Linked DNA regions of Homo sapiens: region 2 is linked to region 1. A link is a contact called in ENCODE Hi-C or POLR2A ChIA-PET data. All regions are on one chromosome and are shown on one strand. Each heading gives the region's core, a stretch centred on a gene start or an enhancer-like site at or near the end of the contact. The rest is flanking DNA. Distances are from core to core; before and after follow the strand shown.

The links. A loop is a pair of places that touch in the nucleus more often than their neighbours do. ChIA-PET counts read pairs that join two places held with the same protein, here RNA polymerase II (POLR2A). Pooled maps may share reads with other maps.
Region 2: a loop to region 1 is called in a map of dorsolateral prefrontal cortex, with 4 times the contacts of the local background. The contact joins the promoter of POP4 here to the promoter of VSTM2B in region 1. A Hi-C loop is called at or near these places in 2 of 168 maps with a recorded cell type or tissue (dorsolateral prefrontal cortex and endothelial cell of hepatic sinusoid), 3 of 37 single-sample maps with no recorded cell type and 8 of 50 pooled maps. POLR2A ChIA-PET finds 5 or more read pairs at or near these places in 11 of 52 experiments (A549, H1, HEK293 and 6 more).

What each region holds. Positions count from the first base shown.
Region 1 is chr19:29,522,682-29,530,291 of GRCh38, forward strand. VSTM2B (V-set and transmembrane domain containing 2B) reads left to right here and starts at 3,313. Exons shown (of 5, transcript NM_001146339.2): 1 at 3,313-3,984; 2 at 4,530-4,714; 3 at 5,752-5,781; 4 at 7,138-7,609. The coding sequence starts at 3,903. VSTM2B-DT (VSTM2B divergent transcript) reads right to left here and starts at 3,069. Exons shown (of 10, transcript NR_040029.2): 1 at 2,743-3,069. LOC124904683 (a long non-coding RNA gene) reads right to left here and starts at 6,599. Exons shown (of 2, transcript XR_007067215.1): 1 at 6,360-6,599.
Region 2 is chr19:29,603,052-29,610,661 of GRCh38, forward strand. It overlaps POP4 (POP4 ribonuclease P/MRP subunit), which reads left to right and starts at 3,232. Exons shown (of 7, transcript NM_006627.3): 1 at 3,232-3,274; 2 at 5,606-5,658; 3 at 7,358-7,581. The coding sequence starts at 3,268. RefSeq lists enhancers at 2,885-3,374, 6,843-7,354.

The DNA.
Region 1 (7,610 bases), core at 2,063-4,562:
ACAAAAATTTTAAGCACAAAATTAGCCAAGTGTGATGGTGCATGCCTGTAGTCCTAGCTACTTGGAAGGCTGAGGCAGAAGGATCGCTTGAGCCCAGGGGTTCAAGACCAGCCTAGGCAACATAGCAACACCCCATCTCTACAAAAAAAATATATATATATTAGCAAGGCATGGTGGGCTAATCCTCCTGGTGTCAGCATGATAACTCTGGAGGCTGAGGTGCTTGAGCTCAGGACGTTGAGGTGCAGTGAGCTAAGATCGTGCCACTGCACTCCAGCCTGGACAACAGAAAAAGACCGTGTCAAAAAAAAAAAAAAAAAAAACCATAGTGAAGGTGGGTCAGCTGCTCTCATCACAGTCTACAAGGCAGGGCAGAAAACAGATAGACCAAGCTGAACAGACAGGAAAGAGACTACAAGTCTAGCTCAGGCTGCTCCTTGCTCCCATCAGTCAAGGGTAGGGCCTTGCTCTCCACACCAACTCGAGGCATCAGGACCAGGGGCTCACCTGGAGGAGGGAAGAGCTTAGTGTTTTGGTTAAGATCCAGGACCCCAGAGTAAGACAGGCTTTGGGTTGATGCGTCACTCAGCCACTTACTAACTATGTGACCTTGGGCAAGTTCCGTAAGCTTCTGAGCTTCAACCATAAAATGGAGTGAAATCACCATGTCTACCCCTGGAGTTGTGATTGAGGTAAAATGAGCTCATTCATTCATTCCACAAGTATTTACTGAGCTCCTACTCTGTGCCCGACCCTGTTGTAGGCGCTAGAGATACATCAGTGAACAAGGCAGGCACAGTCTTAGAGACCTGCAACAAGACACTCAATAAATAAGGATGTGGTCCCATGTGTTGGAAGATGGCTGGCGAAATGGAAAAAATAAAGGAAGCAGAGTGAGGGCCTGGGAGTGCTGGGTGGTGGGAGGAGAGGCAGTGTAGACTGCAGTGTTAAATATGGTGGCCCAGGTGGGCCTCATGGAGAAGGTGACTGCTTGACAAAAACCAGAGCACAACGGAGTTAGCCAAGCAAGTATCTGTGGGAGAAGCATGTCAACCAGATGGTGCGGCTGGTGCAAGGGCCCTGGGGTAGAAGCATGCCCAGTGTGCTGCATTGTAGGAAGGAGAACAGTGTGGCTAGGGGAGTGTGAGCTATGGAGAAGACAGAAAAGATGAGAAGATGAAGGAAAAGGGTGAGCAGGAAGCAGAAAGGCAGATGGTTTGACCTTGGCAGCCACTGCAAGGCCACTGGTGTTTATGCCAAGTGAAATGGGAGCCACTGTGGGGTTTTTCAGCAGTGGAAGAGGGATCTGATTTCCCTGAGAAGGATCTCTTTGTCATGTTGAGAACTGATGCCTAGAAAGTGTCTAGTACATGGAAAGCATGTGAAAACATGTATCTGTCGCTCTTAGAGTAATACCAACTCATGCAGTGGGCAAGAAACACCCAACCCCACAAGGCGGTACAGGGATAAATTACTTCCAGATAATTCCCTCTAGCTACAGGGATTCTCCCACGGGCATCGCTGGTCTCCAGCATTAGCCTCTGCTTGGATCTGGCATCAGGAAAGGAGACTGCTACCTCTCCAGGTGGGCCACTGCGCAGTGGGCTAGCTCTTTCTTCAGAACCCTGCTTGGAATCAGTCCCCAAATGAGCCTGCTTTCCTGGAACCCCGCTGTGGTCCTGAATCTGCATAGAGCGGTGCAAGTCTGCCCTCTCCCTTCAGAAGCTGAGGACAGCAATGGGGCCTGGCAGGGTCTTACATTCGGGGGTCCAAAGTGGTTTCTAAGGGCACATGGGATTTCCTAGGAAAAGCTCCTGCCATGACAGAAGGAGCTGGCAACTGCCTCTGTGGAGCCCCTAGAGAGGAACTTGAGGGAAAGGAGGAAAGTCCTATAGGACCCCCTTCTTCCCTTTGCCCCCAGCAGGAGACCTTAGAAAACAAGGGCTTGATAGATGAGCCACAGTGAGCCAGGGGGTGGGAGTGACTCCTGGGCCATAGACGAGGAAACTGAAAGGCAGGCACTGGAGGCAAGAAGGGCTGGCCCCGGGCACCCGCTGGCGAGGACAGCCTTGGAGAGGGCCTGCAGCTCCTCCCCTCTGAGCTGTGCTGCGCTGGCCGCCTGGACCAGGGTGGCTGCTGGAGAGTGTTTTCCCTCTGGGTTTCCTTCTCCTTGGCTCCCAGGGAATCCTCTGGCGGTGCCTCCGGGAGGCTGGTAGCCGGGGAAGCAGGCACGTGAATCCACCGGGCTGCCCCACCCCAACCTGAGGTCAGAGCTGAGGCGTAGGGGCCGGGGTAGGGGCAGAGGTGCCGAAACGCACTAGCTGGGGACTCCCGGGGGAAGGAGATAGGAGAGACCCAAGGCGAGCCTTAGGACTCGCCCCTATGACTATGACTACGCGCTGCGTCCGAACCACATGTCCACCCCGCATTTGCCTTCGGGGACCAGACCGCGCTCCCTCAGATGGCTGGGGAGGGAGCAGACTCCGGGTGAAGGCTGGGGGAGGTACCGGGATGCCGAGTACGCCAGAGCAGGCGGGGGATGGGTTCCGGCTTCCTGCCGCCTCGGCATCTCGCTTTGCACCGGGCAAAGAAGGGGCCACGACCGGCGAAGAGCGCGTGGAGACACAGGGACCCGCGATCCAGGGGCAGGAACCCCGCCCCCTCCCGGAAACCTCCCGGGCCCTGAGTCGTGCCCGGCGCTCCCCACCCCACCCCACCCCCGCCGCCCCTGCCGTCACTCACGGCCGCTGCGGGCTGGCTAGCGTGTGCGCTCTCCGCGCCGCAGGCACCTGCTCGCTGGGCGCTGTGCGCTCACTTCTCCCTCGCGCACTGCAGACTCCCGGCGCTGCCGCCGCCACCCAGCGTAGTCTCCGGCTGGGCACAGCGTTCCGCCCTTCTCGCGGCCCCGGGCGCCCACCCATCCGTCATGGCCCAGGCCTGGGCCAAACAGCGGGGCAGCTGGTTGCCCAAACTGGGGTAAGGAGTTGAGGGCTGGGAGCTGCAGAGAGGACCGAGGGACACACGGGGAGCAGGGATGAGCGGCCGTCTCGAGCCGTGCAGACTGGGAAGAAGCCAGGGAGAGTTTGGGTGGGAGGACTCCCAACCCAAGCGGGTGCGGGGCGGGGCTGTACTCCAACCAGAAAGACGGTGGTCCCTCCGAGCGACCCCCGAGGAGAGAGGGGGAGCGCTCTGGGGCGGGGGCGGGGCGGGCTGTGGCAGGAGAGGGGAGGGCGGGGGCGATGCAGCGGTGGAGGCGGCTTGGCGCCCAGCCACTGACCGCCCCCTCCCTTCCCCTCCCCTCCCCCTCTCCCCGCCTCTCTCCGGCTCCGGGTCCGCCACGCCGGACCCGCTCTCCCCGCGCTGCGCTGGGTCGGACGCCAGGTCTGCGCGCCGCGGCTGAGCGCCCACTCGCCCTGCGGAAAGAGCCGCGGAGGAACCGGCGGGGGCGGCTGCGGGAGCCGAAGGAGGTGGCAATCGGGAGCAGAACCAGAAGGAGACAGGGAGGCAGAAGCTCGCGGCTCCGTGGCACGCACTCCCTCGGCCAGGGATGGGTCCCGGCGCGGCCCAGCCCCTGCCCGGCCCGCCGGGCAGAGACTGAACCGCGGATCCCCACCGTCCTGTGGACGACCGGACAGAGAGAGGCACTGACCGATCGCCAGCAGCCTCCCGGTGGGACCGCGTCTCCTGCACACCCCGCGCAGCGCCCCCCGCCGGAGCCGCACCGGGCAAGCCGGCGAGGGAGCGGGGCTGATTGGCGGCCGCCGGCGGCCAGGGGAGGGGGCGCCGCGCGGGGCCATGGCAGGCTCGGAGGCGTCCTAGCCCGAGCCGGAGCCGATCCGAGCCCACGCGGCCGCCGCCTCTCCGCTCCCGGGCCCCCGCCGCCACCGCGCCCCCCGCGGGAGATGGAACAGCGGAACCGGCTCGGTGCCCTCGGATACCTGCCGCCTCTGCTGCTGCATGCCCTGCTGCTCTTCGTGGCCGACGGTGAGCGCGGGAACTTTGCTGCCGCTGTGGACTCGGGGGGGTCTTTGCTGGGGCCGCCACCGAGAAGAAGAAGAAAGAGAACGAACCGGGAAGCTTCGCGGTCTCCAGCAATCCCGCTGTGCAGCCTGGGCCCGGAGGGGTAGGGAGAGGCGAGCGGCGAAGGGTCGCCGCAGCAGCAGCGCCGCGCCCGAGTCGTTCCCAGTCCCGCCGGGGCCCCGGCTGCGGAAAGGATGCCTGCGGGGAGCGGGAGTAGGCGCGCCCCAGCCAGGCTCTGGCGGTGCGGCCAGGGGCGGGGGAGAAGCACGAGTCGCCCCTGCCGCCCCGCCCCATCCGGAGGGAAGCAGTAGGCAGCCGATGGCCGGTCCCTGCCTCGGCCCTGCAGCCGCTTCCCCGAACTTTGCTAGCCCCTCCGGCCGTGCGCCAGGGAGCAGCTGCGGGGTGGGGGGCACAAGGCCAGCCAGCCAGAGACCGACTGCCTCGCTTTAGGTTGCCCCAGGCCCCCGACCTACAGCTGGTCACGCCTCTCTCTCTCTCCCCACCCCCAGCTGCATTCACAGAAGTCCCCAAAGATGTGACAGTACGGGAGGGAGACGACATCGAAATGCCCTGCGCGTTCCGGGCCAGCGGAGCCACCTCGTATTCGCTGGAGATTCAGTGGTGGTACCTCAAGGAGCCACCCCGGGAGCTGCTGCACGAGCTGGCGCTCAGCGTGCCGGGCGCCCGGAGCAAGGTAACCCGCCGCCCACGCGGTACCGGCGCGCGCCCGGCTCGCGCCCGGGGCGGCGAAGGCTAACCCAGGGAGGGAAGCAGCGGGCTTCACTCGCGCAGGGCGCCGCCCTGTGGCGCAGCCCATCTTCCACCTTCGCATCCCAAAGCATCTTCAAAGTCAGCAGTGGTTACCCCCAAACCTGTCAATTATTTTGACAGCATCGCTGTTCCCACCACCTCCCAGAACTCCATTCACGCCCAGCCCCTAAAGAGCCACACCTCAGCCTGGTCGCTTGCTCGTGCTCGCTGGCTGCGGCCCTCTGATGGGTGCTGGGTAGTGAAGGAAGCCCCCTTGGTCCCATCAGGCTCTCCCCGCCCTCTGCCACTTTGAGGACCCCAGGGCTCCCACGGCTGCGTTCCAGAGGCCACCAGAAAACCGAGTACCGGAAAGCCGGCAGGACCTCCAGCCCTCAGGGGCACAGAGGGGCCACTTCTCTGTGGCCGAAAACAGGCCCACGCTGCCTGTCTGCCTCAAAACCCACACTCTCTTACACACTCTAGTGTGCTCGCGTGCACACACACCTACACACACACCTACACCTACACACACCTACATTCTCCCAGGGTCCCACCCAGAGTTACTCCCACTGAGCCTCCCGCTGGGTGCTGTCCAGACACAGCGGCCCTCCCTCCAGTTCTTCACGGCTCCCAGTGAGCTGGGGGAGGATTTTGAGCCACGCGGCAGGGCCTAAGGATGCCCAGAGGGAAGGAGAGGGGCTTTCCTTCCCACCCTGGTGTCCATCCAGTCTCCCCAGTTCAGCCGGCAGGTGTGCACCAGGGCAGCCACCCGTTGGTCAGGCACCATGCTAGCTCCAAAGCCCGCTTCCTCCTGGGAAACTCTTGGAAAGCCGGACGTCCTTTGTGCCCTCAACCCCCATCCCCCGGGCGGTTTCGGTCCTAGCCTGCCGGAGGAGGGTGCCCTTGCCTAAAGGCGGATCCGAGTTCCCCTAGCCAGAAGGCCGCGAGCCTCACGTCTCTCTCTCCCTCTTTGCATTTTAGGTAACAAATAAGGATGCAACTAAAATCAGCGTAAGTGTGGAGCCCAGCGCGGGCCGCGGGAGACCCCTTCTGGCCGCCTCGGGTCCCGCAGCTCCCTCCCTTAGCAAGCCGCGGCGGCCGCGCATGTGGGGCCGCGCAAGTAGGGCAGCGATCGCAGCCTTGCATCGGTGGCTGCTCGGCGTGTCCGGGCGCCATCTGTCGCCGGTTGCAGGGTCGGGTTCTCTTTTGTGTAAATCAAGGGTCCAAGGCTTGAGTCCCCTAATTCGGCTCGGCGCTGACCTGTAAAACTCCCCTTGGTCGGACTGCGCGCTTAGGGCCTCTCGCGCCTGCCAGCCTCCGCTCTGCGGGCATTCCTCCTAGCACCGGGAGCGCGCGGCTGCTCGCCCTCGCCGCGACCGTGGCGCCAGCTTCCCGCCCCCTCTGCCCCGCCCTGAGCATCTGCTCTGCGCCCTCCGCTGCAACCCTTTATCCTCCGCCTGGATTGCGGGTCTGGGTGCGGGGTGTTGCAGGCTTGCAGGGGACGGGGTAGGGGGTGGTTGTGCCAGGCTGCGAGGGGCCCGGGTCATGGGGTTGCTAACTCTGGGAGGAGATGCGCCCAAGCTTCCCACCTGGAGCGTAGAAAGGCCTGGAGATGACGAAGCCTCCTCGTGGGCTCGGTTCAGAGGTGAGGGCTCCCTGGGTGTTTGTTGAGAGCCGTAGAGCAGTACTTCCCGAAGTCCCCACCGGGGCGCAGGGGAGGAGCACTTCGCTGGGGGGCTTCTGGAGATCCCGCGGAAAGGCGGGTTGGTAGCAGGTGGCCAGGGAGCCAGGCAGCAGCCTCAGCGTTGCTTGCCTTCTTAAGAAAGCACAGTGTTAGCTGTAAAGGGCGGGGTCCGGTGACAGGGTGGCTTTCCTTAGGAAGCGATTCGGGCAGGCCCTCCGTGCTCCGGGAGGTGAGGAGGGCCGGCTGGGGCGGGACTGTCGGTTGGAGCGCGTCGGGGCGGGAAAGACGTGGGGAAGTTAAGGAACAAGGAATCCAGCCTGGGGTTTCCTGAAGGTGCAGGAGGGAGGAAGGAGAGGTGGACTCTGCCCTTCTGAAGCGCCAGCTACGGGAAGACAAGCAGTGTTGGTTTGTATGGGCGGGGCAGATGCAAGGTGGGCGTTTGGTTAACGTGATGGGGACGTGGGGACACAGTCCAAAGAGCTGGCTGCCTGGCGTCCACGCAGAGTTGGAAGCCCTATGCCACTGGGTAGACGCGGGTGAAAGGGAAGCCGGATCGTGATGGTGGGCAAACCAGGATCCGGGAAGTGTTGGGGTGCGCGGATGAGGGGGCGCGACGGCCAGGGTGGCCAGAAGAGTAGGTTTGGGAGCTGCCCAGCCCGGCCTCTAACCCTGCTCTCTTGCAGACCGTACGCGTCCAGGGCAATGACATCTCACACCGGCTTCGGCTGTCTGCCGTGCGGCTGCAGGACGAGGGCGTGTACGAGTGCCGCGTGTCGGACTACAGCGACGACGACACGCAGGAGCACAAGGCCCAGGCGATGCTGCGCGTGCTCTCGCGCTTCGCGCCGCCCAACATGCAGGCCGCCGAGGCCGTGTCCCACATCCAGAGCAGCGGCCCGCGTCGCCACGGCCCAGCCAGCGCCGCCAACGCCAACAACGCGGGCGCCGCGAGCCGTACCACCTCCGAGCCCGGCCGCGGCGACAAGAGCCCGCCGCCCGGGAGCCCTCCCGCCGCCATCGATCCCGCAGTCCCCGAGGCCGCGGCAGCCTCGGCGGCCCACACGCCCACCACCACAGTCGCGGCAGCTGCTGCTGCCTCGTCAGCGTCGCCGCCATCGGGACAGGCGGTCCTGCTGCGCCAGAGGCACGGCTCGGG
Region 2 (7,610 bases), core at 1,982-4,481, 80 kb after region 1:
GTATGGTGGTGTGTGTCTCTAATCCCAGCTACTTGGGAGGCTGAGGCAGGAGAATCGCTTGAACCTGGGAGGTGGAGGTTGCAGTGAGCCAAGATCGTGCCACTGCACTCCAGCCTAGGAGATAGAGCAAGACTCCGTCTCGGAAAAAAAAAAAAAAAAAAGCAAAGCTTTTGAACAGTAAGGAAAGGAAAGAAAAGGAAAGTATTATACAAGTTGGAAGGACAAGCAGGCAACTTGAGAAACCAAGAGCGCAGCCTGACCCCTTGACTTGGGGTTTTACACGTTGGCCTACTTCCAGGATCTACTTCCAGGATCTTACATTACTTCTCCCCACTCCTGAGATCTTACAGGAAGCTGCTGATCAGTTTCAGGTGTTTTCTATCTGTTAGGCGGCTGCCTGTTCCCTAGCGCCAGCTGTGGCCAATTACTTTAGAGAAACAGTTAACAACCACCTGACCATCACCTGATGGTGGCCCAACACCCCTGGTGTGTGTAGCGGGGAGCCTTCTCCTGCCCTGCTCATACCTGACTACCTACCTACTGTAACAAATGTGCCATACCTAGGAACAGTTTATAAAAACAGATTACTGGGACCCACCTTATAAAAACAGATTATTGAGACCCACTGGATAAAAACGAATCTCCAGGTATGATACCAAGAAATTTGAAATGAAAGCTTACCCTGTGATTGTGATCCTGTATTTGGTCTGTGGATCAAGCAAATTAAGTGTGTGCTAACTAATCAGGTAAATTAATGCATTTAATAATGCATTAATTAGCATACCTAATTACCTAATTAGCACATAGTTAATTTGCTTGATCCACTATGATCAAATATAGCATTGTTTTTAAGTTTTTGCTATTATAAACAAAAATCACAAACATCCTCACAGGTATCTCTCTGCATACAGAAACATTTTCTGAGAATAATCAAGTGGTTTGTTTGCTTTTTATTTTTTTTGTTTGTTTGCTTTTTAAAAAATATTTTAGGCTGGGCGCAGTGGCTCACCCCTGTAATCTCAGCACTTTGGGAGGCCGAGGCGGGTGGATCATGAGATCAGGAGTTCGAGACCAACCTGACCAACATGGTAAAACCCTGTCTCTACTAAAAATACAAAAATTAGCTGGGCGTGGTGGTGTGTGCCTGTAATCTCAGCTACTCAGGAGGCTGAGGCAGGAGAATCACTTCAACCTAGGAGGCAGAGGTTGCAGTGAGCCGAGATCACACCATTGCACTCCAGCCTGGACAACACAGCAAGACTCCGTCTCAAAAAAAAAAATATTTTAATGATGAAGGAACTATGTTGTAATTGCAACTCAAGGACGACCCACCCCACCACCATCAGGGAATTCGAGGGGAGACTGGCAGTTATCCAGGGATCCCAGAAGGAGTCAACTGGGAGTTAAGAGTCCTAACAACCCTAGAAAAAAACTTTCAAAGACACAGGTCTTCTCATTAATCTCCATAATCACAGAGGTCTTGCCTAAAAGGGCCCCCCTTGAGTACACAGCTCTGAAACTGGCTAACATCTTCTGCTGTCTCATTTGATTTTAAAGTTCACATTTGTGAAGGGCTCTATTGTACAACATGGTGACTATAGTTAATAACAGTGAATTTCAGTTAATAACCTGAATTTCACTGAGAGTAGGTCTGAAGTGTTCTCATCACAAAATGAGTGTATTAGCATCGCTCATAGCTCATTTAGCCATTACACAATGTATACACATTTCAAACCATATTGTATACCATAAATACATACAATTCTTATTGGTTAATTTTAAAAATAATAAAAGTTCTCTATCAGTCCCATAAATTACAATTTTCAGGCATCTGCAAAGGCAGCATGTTTTGGTTTAAATGTGGTCTTTCCAAATTTTATACGTATAAAATAAATGCATAAGTGTACTACATATGCAAAAACTAATACATAAATTTTATAAAGTCAATGCACGCGGGGTCACTGGGATGAACCAATTTCAGTGCCTGCAGTCTAATGTTTAAAATCAAAATGGTACAAGGTCACCACCAAAGAAATTGTTTAAGCCAATGTTTCTCAAACTAAAACCTTTGGACATACTCCCAGAATCCCCTGTAAAGAAATGTATACTGTACTCAAAGTTGAGAACCACTGACTTAGCATAAAGGGACCGTATTTCTTTTCTCTCCCACCCAGCACAGGCCCAGTGCTCAGCAGAAATTGGGGCTCCACAGTTCTGCCCAACACTGGGTCACTGCTGAGAAGTCTGCACCAGGCCTTCCTGCACCTTTCCACTGAGCAATGGAGTTTGTTTATTCATTTATTTATTTATATGGAATTTATTTATTTATTTTGGAGACAGGGTCTCACTCTGTCACCCAGGCTGGAGTGCAGTAGCGCAATCCAGGTTCACTGCAGCCCTAAACTCCTTGGGCTCAACTGATCCTCCCACCTCAGATACCCGAGTAGTTGGGACTACAAGCACGCACCACCACGCCTGGATAATTTTTTTTAAATGTTTTGTAGAGATGGGGTCTCCCGATGTTGCCCAGGCTGGTCTCGAACTCCTGGGCTCAAGAGATCCTCCCGCCTGCGCCTCCCACGGTGTGAGCCACCTTTGATCTTATTGCTATGATTTTTTTATTGATAAAAACTAATAAATATTCTGAGTCTCAAGAAAGCTTTCTGAAACTATCAAAGGGACCCAGGCGGCGCATCACTACCTGTGAGGCCGACCCCACTCACAGCACAGACTGCAAGTGAGGCTTACAGATGGGAAGTGCCCTAAGCGAGGTTAAACAGCTAGTTAGCAGCAGACACGGAACTAGAACCTAAGCCTGCTGTCCCAGCTTCGGTGCCCGTGCTCACAGCGGAAGCTGCCTCGGCTCATCCGTAAGGGCGCTGATTAGGGACGACAAAGACCTCACCCCACCGTCCCCGTCCCATTTCCGCCCTCCCAGATCCCCAACCTCCTTCGAGTCCTCTCCAAGTCGCCTCGCCTCGCTCCACTCCAGGCCTTAGCAAGCATTCCACATGCCTTTACCCCAACCCTACTGCCTGTCCCCCAAAAGATGCAGGCGGAAAAGACCCCAGGAAGCGAGCCCACTCCTCCCCACTGCTCAGCAACACCGCCTACGACGTTCTCAGTAGCCGAATCCCTTTCCAGGCGCATGCGCCCCCGAGGTGGGCGAGCGCCGGTGATGTCACGCATAGCGCCATCTCCGAGCTCCGAGAGTCTGCGACAGCAGCTGCCAGTGCGTCATCAGAGAGCGCCGGAAGCGGTCCGAGAATGAAGAGTAAGCGGGGCCGCGAAGTTGGAGAGGGTTGGGGACGTTAAGGGTCGGGGTCTTGGTACTGGTGGGTGAAATGGGTCCGGGCTACCTGTTGCTGCGGAGTCCTAACAGAACCGCTACAGGAATGGGCCCACCCTACCTAAGAAAAACTGAGGGCTGGAGCACGGGTTAGCCTGGCTCGACCTCTGAGCTAGGGAGGGATGTCAGGGCTGGAGGCAGGTTCTCCCGGAGGCTGCTCAGTGGTGTGCGATGCTAGAGGAGGGTTCCAGGCCTTGGCTCAACTTGGCCACTATCTCCCGGGGTGACCGCGGTCAAGATCCTGCTCCTTTCTGCGAGCTGGTTTCACACTCTTAACCTGATGCAAAGCGCCGAGAGCTGCTGGGGAATGATATCACTAACCCAAAGCTTTGGTCCTTAGGGGTAGAAGACATGTGCCAAGGAGGGGCGTGTAGACACCGTTAAGACTGGGCCTTCAATCAGAATTTTTATTTTTCATCTCTGCCACTTTCTACCTATATGATCAAGTAGATTGTCTCGGCATGTCTGAGCTTCAGTTTGCTCATGCACATAAGTGTAATGAGAAAAAATATGTGTACCTTGTAATGAGGTTTCTGGCAAGTAATGGATGTTCAGTAATTGTTAGATGTGTATTGTTGCAGAAAGACTTCCAAGTCTGTTACTAAGCACCTGTAACAGATGAAGCAAAGTTATCAGGCCCCGCAAGTTGCTCTCTACAGTTTATAATCCCCATCTTCCATTTGAGGGAGAACTAGATGCTATATATAAAACTTGCAACCACATTGGTTTGCTTGATCAAACAAACATACCTGGCTGGGTGTGGTGGGACACGCCTGTGGTCCCAGCACTTTGGGAGGCTGAGGCAGGGGGATCACTTGAGGCCAAGAGTTGAAGACCAACTTGGGCAACAACATAGCGAGACCCTGTCTCTACAAAAACTGGAAAAAAAAAAAAAGAATTAGCCAGGTGTGGTGGCACACACCTGTAGTCTCAGCTACTCAGGAGACTGAGGTGGGAGGATCACTTGAAACCAGGAGGTCGAAGTTGCAGTGAGCTATGATTGTGCCACTGCACTCCAGCCAGGGCAACAGAGCAAAACCCAGTATCAAAACAAACAAACAAACAACAAAAAAAAAAAACTTGTAACCACCTTGCATCAAACATTCTCAGGGAAGTACAAGAAAGCTGGAATTAAATTTACAGAGTATAGTGTAAATTACATTTTCTAGCTATTTAGCTCATAAACCAGGCCTTAGTAGTCCCATTCTTATTCCATTCACACCTGTACTCTGTCCCCAGTGCCATGGTTTTCTTCTTTCAAAAAATTAAGAAACAGAAGTGTGGAATTTATTTTAGAGGTTGAAACTTTATTGACCAATGTATATTTTGAGTTTAAAGGAAAAACTTGTATTTTATCAGTTCAGGACACCATCGATTATGTGACACATTATAATTTCATATTAAAATGTGAAGAATCTTTTTAAACATCTTACAGTTAACAAAACCTATTTCTAACCATCTACATCCTAGACAGCTATATCATATAACTTTTAATGAGTTACCTTGTTAGCAAGTGCTCAAGCTTCTAACTTGGGGTATTTTAAACCAATGCAACTCAAAATGTGATTCACTGACCTGCAGTAGTATCTGGGAATATGTTAAACACTCAGGATCTAGGGTAGGAGACCAATAATCTGCATTTTAATAAGATCCCAGAGATTTTTACACACGTTAAATTTTGAGAAGCATTCTTTTTAAACCATGTGCTTGGAACTTCTAGCATAGATGTGGCCAGAGGGTGGGATAAGAGGCATCCAAGAAAGCTTTGCTCTTAATACCAACCTCATCTTCTCCTATCTCTGAATAAGCAGTTGTTCTGCTATAAGTGTAGAAGTGTAGTTATTTTCTTTTCTTTTCTTTTCTTTTTTTTTTTTTTTTTTTTTTGAGACAGAGTCTCACTCTGTCACCCAGGCTGGAGTGCAATGGCACGATCTTGGCGCATTGCAGCCTCTGCCTCCCAGGTTCCAGCGATTCTCCTGCCTCAATCTCCCATGTAGCTGGGAATACAAGTGCAAGCCACCATCCCCGGCTAATTTTTGTATTTTTAGTAGAGACGGGGTTTCACCATGTTGGCCAGGCCGGTCTTGAACTCCTGACCTTGGGTCAGGATCCGCCCGCCTTGGCCTCCCAAAGTGCTAGGACTACAGGTATGAGCCACTGCGCCTAGTGGCGTAGTTATTTTCATAGTTAGAAAAGTCTTGGGTCTTACAGCCATACCCAACAAGAATTGATCATTTCTTTTTTTTAATCCCCCAGGTGTGATCTACCATGCATTGTCTCAGAAAGAGGCGAATGACTCCGATGTCCAGGTCAGTTCTTGGCAGGGAGTCCAGGAGCAACAGAGGTGATGGCAAAGATGGCTCAGTAGCTTCTGAGCCCCCAGCACTGATTGAGATGTCCTTTCCCACATCATACTCCTCATTTTTCTGGCAGACATCTAAGGCTGGATCAAAGTCTGTAGTTCTCATTACCTGTTCCCACGTGCCAGCCTCCTTTTCTGTTGTGCCAAAGTCAAGTTTGGTAAAATGAGGCTTTCCTTAACCTTTTATCATTTCCCACTGTGTTGGGGACACCAGGCTGTGCCCACGTGGTGGGCAGCATCATTCAACCTTGTCACTGTGCCCTCTGCACTTCTGCAGAAGGTGTGCAATCACATATCATAAGTGAAATTTACAGATTATATCTGAATGCCTCGGCCTGCTTTGTCAGTTTTGCAAAAGTTCCTCTTGTGGCTCATAATGAGAGCATTACCTTGAAAGCAAGATTTTGAAAGACCAGTATACCTTTATTTTGCTTCTCCATGAAAGATGAGCCACTCAGGTATTTAAGAGAATCAGATCATTGTCCTATTATAGTCACAATGACGAGAGTGAATTAATTTTTAGTTAGCATCTACAGGTGCAAAGCTGAAGCAGAGTTCCCACCATCATACTGTGAGCTCCCTCGAAGGCTATATGTACCCTATCTTCCCATCCCCATTGCTCTCCCACAGAAGGAAGGCTGCGTTACTATTGACAGATCAGCATCAGTCTGTCAGCCTCAGTCTTAGCATTTAGCACCTGGCTAGTGCAAAAAGAGCTCAGGAAACAGCCCAGCCAGGAGACAGGCCCTCAGGAGAGAGAACTGCCCAGGTCTGTGGCAGGCATGAGGGCAGTGGCATTGCCACCAAATGAGGAATCCGTTATTGGAACTCCAACCTGAGAGGTAGTGAGCTTGGAGGGTTTCTTTGTTTGTTTGTTTGTTTGTTTGTTTGTTTGAGAATTGCACACAATTACGACAGTCATTTTTCCCAGAAGTCCTCTCTAAGAGCCTGTGCTCATTCATGGTAAGTTGACGCCCTGCTCTCAGTGACACCCTTCAGAGAGAGCGAGCCTGGGGCCTGAGATGCTCTCGACGGTACCTTCCTCCAAGTGATGGTCTGCGGGGCGGGAGCGGACCTTTTGGAGAGTGGCCACACCATGCCCACAGAGCTGGAAACCCGGTTAAGGAGTATTGTCCTAAGGGCACAGTGTCAGGGTCCCTGCGCCCTGAGGCTTGGCCGACCCTGGAGCCCTAGTTTTGCTGTTTTCTGTAGTGTTAGGATCACTTCCTCCATAGCTTAGTGCTACTCTGAGCTCACTTTCATCTGGTCATGCCTGGTTGAATATATTTGTTATACATTTCTCAAGCTTTCTCTTCTGCCAAGGATGAGAGAATTCTTCTTCAAGATAGAAAGGTTTTGGTCCTTTCAGAATAACCTCAGAAAAGCAGGGCCAGAGCAGGAAGTGAGCGTTTGACACGCTGTTGTGTGTGACAAACGGTCATGAATTGGTGTGTGAGTGTGACTTACATCTCGGCAGCTGTGGGTAGCAGATGCATGGCGGATGAGCAGGTTGAGAGCCTCAGTAGGTAAAGGGATGGGCCCCATTTGCTCTTGCAGTAGCTGCCGGGAATGGCGGGCGGGATGCCTGGGATCCTGGGCTGCCCAGACCGGAGCAGTGAGCGCCGCACCCCCTTGTCCGCCTGCAGCCTTCAGGAGCACAGCGGGCCGAGGCCTTCGTGAGGGCCTTCCTGAAGCGCAGCACGCCCCGCATGAGCCCGCAGGCCCGCGAGGACCAGCTGCAGCGCAAGGCGGTGGTCCTGGAGTACTTCACCCGCCACAAGCGCAAGGAGAAGAAGAAGAAAGCCAAAGGCCTCTCTGCCAGGCAAAGGAGGGAGCTGCGGCTCTTTGACATTAAACCAGAGCAGCAGAGGTAACCCGAGCTCCCCACGTCTTTCTGCC